Regions from separate parts of the Homo sapiens genome. Here region 1 is linked to region 2. The links are chromatin loops, found by intact Hi-C in ENCODE. Cell type or tissue: heart right ventricle. All regions are shown on one strand. Links, peaks and the distances in the headings refer to the core of each region. The heading gives the core; the rest is flanking DNA.

Evidence for each region. Peaks named below come from ENCODE experiments on the same cell type or tissue, not always from the same donor. Only the 100,000 strongest peaks of a DNase experiment are listed, where the experiment ranks them.
Region 1: a loop joins it to region 2, with 19 times the contacts of the local background. A loop is called at or near these places in 92 of 110 quality-filtered maps.

Annotation. Positions count from the first base shown.
Region 1 is chr1:204,986,941-204,992,124 of GRCh38, reverse strand. NFASC (neurofascin) reads right to left here. Exons shown (of 30, transcript NM_001005388.3): 22 at 4,585-4,707; 23 at 3,319-3,492; 24 at 819-833. Among named protein-coding and RNA genes, the nearest start is that of CNTN2, 54 kb to the left of the region's middle. RefSeq lists an enhancer at 2,401-2,490. In heart right ventricle, for the core only: a CTCF peak has its summit at 2,639 (motif pointing left); a DNase peak (open chromatin) is centred at 2,654; H3K27me3 peaks cover 602 bases.
Region 2 is chr1:205,253,614-205,258,797 of GRCh38, reverse strand. The region is part of intron 2 of TMCC2 (transmembrane and coiled-coil domain family 2); the gene reads right to left. Among named protein-coding and RNA genes, the nearest start is that of TMCC2-AS1, 19 kb to the right of the region's middle. RefSeq lists an enhancer at 956-1,465. In heart right ventricle, for the core only: a CTCF peak has its summit at 2,440 (motif pointing right); a DNase peak (open chromatin) is centred at 2,457; H3K27ac peaks cover 1,007 bases.

The DNA.
Region 1 (5,184 bases), core at 770-4,769, 270 kb after region 2:
GGACAGGCCAACTGTGATGAAGAGCCCTTTGATGACCCTCAAACCCATGACATGAGGACTGGAGAGGAGTAACTTGATTAGCAGGTCCTAAGCCCAGAGCTGCCCAGCACCTTAGTCCACTGTAGATCTACCTCCCATACCCCGAGAGTGGAGACTGTTCTTAACGATAAAGACTTGGAAAAGCTGGGTTTCTGAAGGGTGAGGAGATAATCAGCCCACGGTGCCTGCTGAGACTCCAGGAACTGGAGCACCTGGCCCTATCCATGGACATGCTTGCTTGTTCTCACTGAGCAGAGCCCGTGGTGGCTGGCAGAGCCGGTGCCGGGCCCCCATGCAGCATGCGAAGCTGGCATGCACAGCATGTTCACCCTTTCAGGAGATGGCAGCCCCACCAGGAGCCAGCTGTCCCTGCTCCTGCTGCAGCGCGCCTTCTAGGGCCACAGCTGGGGACACTGCTCTGAGCTGTCAAGCCCAGGCAAGGACTCAGGTGGTTAACGGGAAGTAATCTACTCAGTGTCAGAATGAAACTGCAGCTCCAGAGAGCAGGTCAGGGCCGGTGTGTGTGTGACCCCTGCTGAGCCATTCTCCTACTCAGCAGGGGGCAAATAGTTTGGGAAGGGGGGAAAGTGGGCTTGCTCTCCTCTGGTCCCATCCTCCACACACATCCCTCTTGACAGTCTGGCTTCCCAACCACTGAAAGGGTGAGTCTGGAGCATGCTTTCAGCCTGAGCCTCTCCCTCCTTGTCCGCCCTGGCTGGGCTGGGCTCCGCCTGCGCTGCCCCATGCCATGCCCATTACCTCCGCGGCTGGTACGGTACCTGCGGTTGGAGTAGCTTCAGAACACAGCGCCCAAGATGGCCAGACAGAGGGAGAAAGGATGGAAAAGGGAAGAGAAAACAGAGCACAAGTGAGACCACAGGACAAGGAAAGCAGGGAAGGTTCCAGCCCAAACCTTATGCAGACGGCGTGGCCAGGTGCTGGCTGCTGGCCTGAGGATGCCAACTGGCATTCAGGGTTCACGGTCAACTCCACCTGAGTCAGGCATGTTCCTACAGAAACCTTTCCACCTGGGCCTTGGAGACCTTTCTAACACACTGTTTCTACCTCGATTCAAGGACTGGACATCTAAAAGGTGGCTGCAGGGACAGTCCACTCAGAGCATTATGTTCCCAGCTCTGTCCTCAACAGCATGTCCTGCTCTGGCTAGGTTGGCATGACCTTTGAGCAGGCTGGGTGACGCTCCATGATGCCAGGAATTGAGGGGATAAGGAGTAGGTGGTGTGGGAGGACACCAACTCCAGTCAAAAGGATGGTTCCTGTCTTTGGGGGAAGATGCTGAATAGTGGGATGGATAGGAGAGAGGGAGCATGTTCAGCTGCACCCACTCCACACCATCGCAACCTTGGAAGGCGGGAACTTTGAAGGATGGAGCCTGGAGCCCCTCTCCTGGTATTCCGTCACTCCAATTCTTCCCCTCCAGTTGGACTTTATGAAGTTAGAAACCCAAGTTTGGACTGAGAGCCCTTTCTTTTTTCTTTCTTTTTCTTTTTTTTTTTTTTTTGGACTGAGAGCCCTAAGTGAAATTCTTGAATTTTCTGCAAAGCCCTAAGTTAAGAAAAAAGCCTCTATTTGTCCTTTTGTCCCCTGGGGCTGCAGAACATTCTCTGTGGTGGTTACTGGGGCTGGACAATAGGGCTTTGTTATCTGATGTTCTGTATTGGGGTGCACATAGGGAGGGAAGAAGGGGCTCTCTTTATCTATCTATTTGCAGAATTGAGTAATCAAGAAAGTGCATCATGGCCTGGCCTGGCCTGGCCTTTGGTGACAGACACACATCAGCCACTAACCTAAGTCCCCCTGCCCTAATAAACTTCCCGAGTGCCCAGGGGCTTGGGAGAGTGCAGAAGAGCACAGCAGGAGGGAGAGCTGGTTGTGTGACTCACTCCTGGTTTCTGAGACCAGAGAGGGATGCAGAGCGGGCTGTCAGCCTTTCTCTGCTTCTGCCTGGCCCCTCTTCTCCTGCCTCAGCGCTGGTCTACTGGCTAGAGTGGTGGGCTGGGGAAGGATGTGGGCAGCTTGTGAAGCTGCCTGGGATCCCGGGGTGACGCAGCGGGCCTGGTAGCCCCAGAGAAGGCAGCACTGATGCTCTCCTGGAATGCGGGTAGGGGTGGTATTCAGAAGACCCCGTCTGGGCCTGGGCCAGGCCACGGGACCTGACCCTTCTGTGGAAAGCACCAGACACGATGACTTGTCAGCTTCCAGAGTGCCCACTCACATCACCTCTTCTCTGGAGTCTTCCCGTGAAGACTGAATCCCCTTCTCTGCCCAGCCACTGCGCCCCCTCATTTAGACATGCAATTAGATATTCTTATAGATGACTCCCCCTCTAGATGGTGTGAGCTTCTTGTTACCTTTGTATATCCCTTGTGTGTGGCAGTGTCTGGCACCTCACATTGTGGGTACTCAAGAAATGGCTGTTGAATAGACCATTGTATCTCTGGAGACACACGGGGGTCCCCAGCCTTTCCCAGAGGGTGTGCCAGTATTGAGGCTTTTGCAGCCTTGCCTCCTCGAGAGGTCCCAGACTGCACATTCCCCTGATGCCAGTGCGTGTGCGGGTGAGCCTGGAGCCCCCTCTAGTGGAGTCCTCAGGCAGGTGCAGCTCTGGTGGGGCTGAAATGCTGCCAGATGACGCCTGGACCCAGGTGATGAACTCATTTGCTCTTTGTGAAGCTGGCTTGGCAAATGGCTGTTTCCTAACTCCTCCTCCTCTCTGCAGCCTGACAACGCATCCAATTCAGGCTGCAAGGAAGGACCACATTCTCTGCTCTACTCATGATGCCAGTAACAGCGTCATCCTGACGGTTTCCCCTACCTCCTTGAACCCATGTGCCTTCGAAGAAAGAAGGTTGTCCCCAGAGCCCTCATGGGAGCACTCACAATCATATTCCTGCCTCCCTCAAGAGGTGAACACTCACTGTTCTTTGGAGTTCATTATGATTTCTCTCATTTCTCAACTCATGCTCTCTTCCTTATTCCTCTACAAGAAGGAAAGATGATAGATGTCAAGTGACTGAGCAAGTCAGGGCAAGTGGGGACCCAGGTGTGACCACAGTGGTCCAAGGAGAGCTGAGCTCCAGATACAATGCCAGCACCTACCTCTCACACATAAGATGGGTTCTCACCTTCCGAGGGCTTGAGGACTTGCAAGTCTCATTTCCTCTCCATCCCAGGCAGCCAGCTACAGATCTCAGTGTTTCTCTAGGCCTCGGAATTAGCTGGGACCTTTTACCCCAGGGGCTGCTGCCATGCACCTACCTTCATTCGGGGGTGCTGGTGACTCCTCTGTGACGGCTTCCCCAGAGCCCACCTGCGTCCTGGCGCTGAGGGTAAAGCGGTAGCGTGACACGGGGTCCGTTCTTTGCACCGTGAACTTGGTCTGATTGGGAGAGAAGTTTTCCACTATCTGCTTTCCTACTTTGGTCCCGTTAACTGGGGAGAGAGAGGTAAGTGGAATTAAACTTTAGCAACATTTATTGATGGGTTATATAATCTGCAAGCTGGAGGAAGAACACTTTCCTGACTTTGCTGGAAAGGGAAATGATGGCACCTGCCTGGTGATCTTAAAGGCTTGGTTCAAAGGCAGAACACTCGGCAAGAACTCCCTCCGGGCTCTTTGATTACACCCAGGGTTAATCCTTCTTCACTGATCCTGTTGTCTCTAGCTCACTGCAGAGTTATGTGGCTGATTCAGAAAGATTCCGTTTATATTCTTAAGCCCTTTCAACAAGGACAAAACTCTTCACTTTCTTTCTTCCTTTCAAACAGAACTAGGACAACGCCACTAGGCCTTTTGATTCTTAATGCCTCCTTTGTAAAGTGCCTATTCAATGGACCTCAAAGGGTGAAAGGGTCTGGTCCAGAGATCAATTCAGAACAGCATACAAGCACAGAGTTGGCTATTAAAATTGCTAACAACACAACATTTGGCTCTTTGAGTTTCCTAACGAGGTACGTTACCTACTTTTGAAGGCCTAAAGTGTTTCAAATGTAATGGCACTCCTGTCCCTGCATGGTGATGCTGAGCTCTTGAGGTGGGGTCTTTCCAACCCAGGCTCCTGATTCGGGTCACCCCACAGTCACCGGGCAGCTCTACATGCAGCTGCCTTATCATAAATGACATCTTGTCAAGGGGTGTCCTGACTGTGGACTCCTGTGAGTATACTATCTACCCCATCAGGTGGAAGCTCCAGAGCTTGAGGAACTCTCTCTCCTAGACTCTGTACGTGTTGGAGACTACAAAAGATCCCTAAAGGCATGGCTGTCTGCTTCATTAGACTGGAGGTCCCTTTGTCTCATCAGTGAGACTAGAAGCTCCCTGCAGGCAGAACTATGAAAGGAGAGCAGGGATTGAGTCCCATCTGCCTCCCCTAATCCTATTGGGAACTGTTTCGTTGGCCCCTCCATCCCTCCACAATGCCATCTGCACCCACAGGCTTTCTACCTTGAGTCCTTAGGAAAAGTGGTGAGAATGGGGTTTCTGGTTCCCAGATTATCTAAGAGAAAGGGAAGGGCAGAACGTACAGGCCACATATTTGAGAGTGTATCCAATCATGATCCCATTTGGATGCTCAGGATGATCCCATTCCAGGTTGATTGTCTCCAGGTTGGGCTGCCGGACTCGGAAACGCCTAGGGGCACTGGGTACTTGGGGAAGGAGGAGAGAGCAGGGGAGATGAGGGGGAGGGGGCAGGGAGGATGAGGAAAACACAAAAAACAAAGCACAAGTATGAAGGCATTGACCTCTGGACAACCCCCATGCTCGACACTGCTAAACTGAAGCCTGGGAGAACCGTGAGACGACCGGAGCCCATTGCCCCATCCAGGATGCTATTTCCTTCAGGTCTGAGGACAAACATAGCTCAGACTCTGCTATTTAAGAGAGGAAGAAGTAAATCAGGTTTTCTTCTAGCAACTACTCTGGATTCAGCACATGTTAGGCTCTGATTCTGCAAAGATACCTCGAAATTGGGCAGAGCCATTCCTAGGTAGAGAACCACTTACAGCTGTTTTGTACAGAGGCTGCAGTTCCCTATCCTCAGATAAGGATTCTCATCACTGGGTCCAGGCAGCAGGCCCAGGCTTCTGAGCTGAGAATGTTGGGTTCAGGGGTAAGGAGACAGA
Region 2 (5,184 bases), core at 407-4,406:
AAAGAGGTCATGTGACCTTACGGTAAAGTTGGGAGAGAAGGAACTTGAAATTTCTTGTACCAACCCAACATTCCAGCAAGAGCAGGGTGGAAAAATTATTCCAACCCTTGGTCCTGAAGTCAGAGGCTTTCCCCATTCCATTTTTTCAACTCAGCAGGAATAGCCCGGTGGGGCTGGTGGCTCTCTGCCTTCCTGGTGAGGATATGTGGGTAACAGGAAGCTGCTCACTCCAGCTCTGGATGTGTCATCACAGCTGACCCGGGTGCTCCCAGGTGGGCAAAGGGGTGGGGGTGGAGAAAGAGCCTACCTATCGGTTTAATTGGTGCCTGGGAGCCTAAGCGGCTTTTCTCAAGAGGGCAGGCACCACGTGCTCAGACACTGAATGGGACACATGTGGGGCAGTATGGACCTGAGTCAGTTCACCATGGGCACAAGGGGGTGACAAAACCCCTGTAGCAAGGCCCCAGCTGCCACATGGGGGATTCGAAGGGCAGAGCATGCCCTCAGTAGCTTTAAAAGGCATCTCGCTCTACTACAAGGGGATTTCAGGTGCAAACTACCGAGAGACAAGGAAAGTCACTCACTCATCCTTTCAAGCAGCAACTACTCATCTCCAGGCAGTGCAGAGCCAGCTGCCTATTATCAGCTGACACCAGGTAGAGGCTTCCACCTGCCACCTCCTGTGGCCAGCAAGTTCTTCCTCCTGCCCTGACCCTAAGGGCTACTCTCTTGTCCTGGTGGAGACATCCCTCTCATCTAACCCTTGGCTTCTAGCCCCTTCCATTAGGGCCACCCCTCAGTTCTGATGAAAACTACATCCTCCCCTCAGTGTCTGCCCTGTGGAGAACAAAGCCCTTTTGTCCAGTAAATGTCCTGCACCCTCCTCGTCTCCTCACACCCACAGATCCCAGTTGGGGCCCCGAGCTCCCCTCTCATATTCAGGTCTTCTCCATTGTCCATCCTCTGAATTCCCTAAAAACTCTCAGTACCCAAACATTTTACTCCTTATGGCCTCTCCCACTGTCTCCCTGGGGTCAGCACTCACTGGACCTTCACAGTCCCCATTCCTGTCACTGTTTCTTCACAGACACAAGCGACCACAACCAGGAACACCCCTCCACTTAATAAGGTGCCTGGGCCCCAGCTGAAGTGCCACATAGCCACAGCTTCTGGAGGCATCTCTGCCAGGGTTCACCTGCCTTCCTGCACAGGGCGCCCACATCCAACCCCAGGGGCTCTCCCAGCATTTGGCAGCCTAAGGCTCCTCCCTTCTCCCACCCACAAACAGTTCTCTATACCTGGAGGAGAGCTCCCTGAGAGACTGGAGTGTAAGCACAGCCCACCTGACTAACTGCAGAACAGGCCTTTTCCCATCCCCCAACTCCACCCCGCCCGGTGAAATTCTCTCCTTCCACCCACCAGACGCCTCACCTGTGTGGGCACTGTTTCCCGAAGCCGTGCCGGCGATGAGGTACCCGGGGCTCTGAGGCCCCAGCTGTCTGCGGACTGTGTCAGGCCCCCGGGGTCACAGACCCTGGGCAGCACTGGGCTGCGAGCAGGTGTGCCTGAGTTCCCAGACTCTGCAGCCGCCATCTCCAGACTGAGGCACAGCCTGGGGATTAGGGGCGGATTGCTCTAGGAGATTTCCCCCTCCCCTGGGGCTCACGGGCTGCTCCTTCCCATCTGGCAGGAGACAGGGAGGATCACCGAGCGCGGGAGGACCGAGCTCTGATGAGATGCCCCTCCACAAGTCCAGCTGTTCCACTGTGAGTTGTGTGCATAAGGACACCCAGGTGTGACAGGCATCAATGAGGAGGGGTGGGGGTGGGGGGCAAAGGGGGTTGAAAGGGATGTGCACGAGGACACATGACATGTGCACCTGCATCCTTCAACCACCCAGAAGACAGGCACTCCACCTCACCCCTCCCATCTCACAGAAATGCCTCCCATGATCAGAAGCTCCTCTCACAAACAGAGCAGTCTCATGGATTCGGAATGGAAGTGAGCCTCCCAGCCAGCCTTCCAGGATAGCGAAGAGCTCTCCAAAGCCAAAAAAGACTAGAGCCTGGAGGGGGGCTCCCTGGCAGATCCTAACACAGCCAGCTCCAGCCAGAGTCCTCTCCTCCTCTCCCTGCTGCCCTGCCCGTTGGCTTAAGGCACCATCACTTCCAAGGCAGTTTCTCTACTCCAATAACCACCTGGAGGAAGCTGACAGCAGCCAGCCTCACCAGGGGAATTCTTCTGCCCTGAGATCCTGTCCCAGAAATCCAGTCTCTGCCCTGGACACCAATGGCCACTTCTGCACTAGCTTCTGCTTCCCAGTCTCTGCCAGCATTGCCCTGGCAAAAACACCCAAGATAAAGCACAGATGGGAAACTCACAGCAGTCTCTTCCTCCTTGGACTTCATCTTGACAGTGCCAGCAGGAAATTCTGTGAGTGGCCAGCAGAGGGGGACAGAGGTCCACAGCTGAGGACAATGAGCAGTGAGCAGTGTCACCGGCTGGCCAGCTGAGTCCTGGGGCCTGCTGGATCTCTCTAATGGCAGCTTCTCACAGCAGAACTGTCGTTCAGAAAGACATGGATTCTGCACCCACTTGAGTCTGGTGAGGAACTCCAGGCTTAAATACTGATGGCCGACACGCGTCACGTTGATTGGGTAGTCCCAAATTCAAGAAGGTGTGAAGAGATAAGGGCCCAGTGCTATCTCTGGGAGCCAGTGCCAGGGCTTGCAGGCCAAAATCACTGAGATCAGGAGTCCTCATACCCTGGGCTCATGGAAACTATACAAACATTTGTGGTTGGCTGATGACTTGGGGTTTGTGAAGAAGCCTGGCAAAGCATATTACATAGGTCCCAATTTCTGGGGCCAGCTCTGACCTGTAGGGCCAGGGAACACTTCTGGCAGCTCCCCTACTTCTGCAAATGATCCCCCTCCTATGGTACTGGATCTTGACTTTATATTTTCGCACCAAGCACTGTTCTTGCATAAGGGTTATTTGTAAATAGGTCTTATGCCCCTATTAAATGATAAGGCAGGGATCAGATCTTATGTTCATCTGGACCATTCACTGTGCCTAGCATAAGACTGATCCTCCCTCAATACTGACATCGTAAAACAATGAAATGATCTACCTCATTTAGCTGCCATGAAAGGCAGTCCAGCCACTGCAGTTCTGTCTCAGGTAGAAACAAAGACAGCTTGGTCTTCTCATACTCAAGATACCCCTTCTTTTTTCACTTTTTGAGATGGAGTTTTGCCCTGTCACCAGGCTGGAATGCATTGACGCGATCTTGGCTCACTGCAACCTCCACCTCCTGGGTTCAACCGATTCTCCTGCTTCAGTCTCCCAAGTAGCTGGGACTACAGGCGTGCACCACCACGCCCAGCTAATTTTTGTATTTTTAGTACAGAGACGAGGTTTCACCACGTTGGCCAGGATGGTCTTGATCTCTTGACCTCGTGATCCACCCGCCTCAGCCTCCCAAAATGCTGGGATTACAGGCATGAGCCACTGCACCCGGCCAAGATACCCCTTCTCTGCCCGCTCCAGGCTAGGCCCCACCAAGCTAGGATTTTTTTTTTTTTTTTTTTTTGAGACAGGATCTTGCTCTGTCACCCAGACTGGAGTGCAGTGGCACGATCACACCTCACTACAGCCTTGACCTCCCAGGCTCAAGCAATCCTCCCACCTCAACCACCTAAGTAGCTAGGACTACTGGTGTGCACCACCATGTCTAGCTAGTTTTTGCAGAGATGGGGTTTCACCATGTTGCTCAGGCTGACCTTGAACTCCTGGGCACAAACGATCCACCTGCCTTGGCCTCCCAAAGTGCTGGGATTACAGGTGTGAGCCACCATGCCCAGCCCAAGCTAACATTTTAAACTTTTTCTTATTAAGCAGAGGAAAAGGAAGAGAAGGCAGTGGCAGCAGGAGACAGGTGGGGAGGGGCCGAGTGAGCTGAGAGCCCTGGGGTTCACTCTGCATGGTAGGTCTCTCTGTGCTTCCCGGGATCAGGAGGGCTCAGAAGCAACAGAAAGAGTTTCCTGCAAGGCCATGCTGCACCACCAGAATGAACTGGGGAGAGCTGCCCCCAACACAGGCACCTGGCAGCTCCCTAATGGAAGGTTATAGCTCCACTCCAAGAGCAGCTTACCCATCAGCACAATAACTGAACAGCAGGAAAACAGGGGTTCAGGAGGGAACCAATAGTTCACTAGGAGAAAAGTAGCAAACAAGAACCAGGGAGATGTCTGCCAGGCAAGCTAGCAGCAGAGCAATGCTTTTCTAAGCCTGCTCGTCTTTATACATGAGACGTGTTCCCAAATCTGCCAAGGATGCAGAGCTTCCTGTGGTGGGGGTGGGGAACAGATAGCCCAAAGCATGGTGGCATGGTGGGAAAGGCCCTGTAGAGCCCTGGGCGTGAGACTCACTTCCATGCTTTCTAAGTGACCTTGGTCAAGTCACTGTAGGCGCTGAGACTGTTTCCACAAATGTGATGGGAGGACGGCGTAAAGACAGGGGGTTAAGGTGAATGTGTCTGGCAGGAAGATGTGCCAGAGCTGGGCTCGCTGGGCACTGGATGAGCCTTTCAGTGGCCCACAGAGTGCTTGGGAGTCAGAAGACCTGGTCTAAAATCCACACCCTGCCACTTGCTAGCTGTGCGGCTTCCATGTTCTGTCCGTGCCGCTTCACAACTGTGAGGAGGCAGGAGCAACTACAAAGCAGCAGCTTGGACGAGGCGGCCTTGGAGAGTGAGACCAGTGGCATCAGGAGATGGAGGAGAGGGTGAATGAGCCAAGCCTTGGAGACTCTGTGCAGCTGAGTCTCACTTCTCCTAGCTGCAAATGGTACATAGGACCATTATCTCCCAGGGCCCTCGTGCAAACACATGGCACTTTCTAAGTTTTACTGAAATAGGTGACTGGTCCTGAAGCTCCCTCACCATGGATGTATGTGCACATGCATACACAAACCACAGTATTCCAGACAGTACCTGGAAGACTTGGTCTGAAACAGAAAAAGCCAAAGAAGTAGCTGCCATCAGGAGCAAAGAGAGTTGCAGGCACACCTGGGAAAAGCTGCCAAGGGCACTAAAGCAGTGGGCTCTGAAAGGACACCACTTGCAAAGCAGCTCTTCTTTTGCAAAGAAAAGGAGCTGTGGAGTAAGCCACATCACTTGCA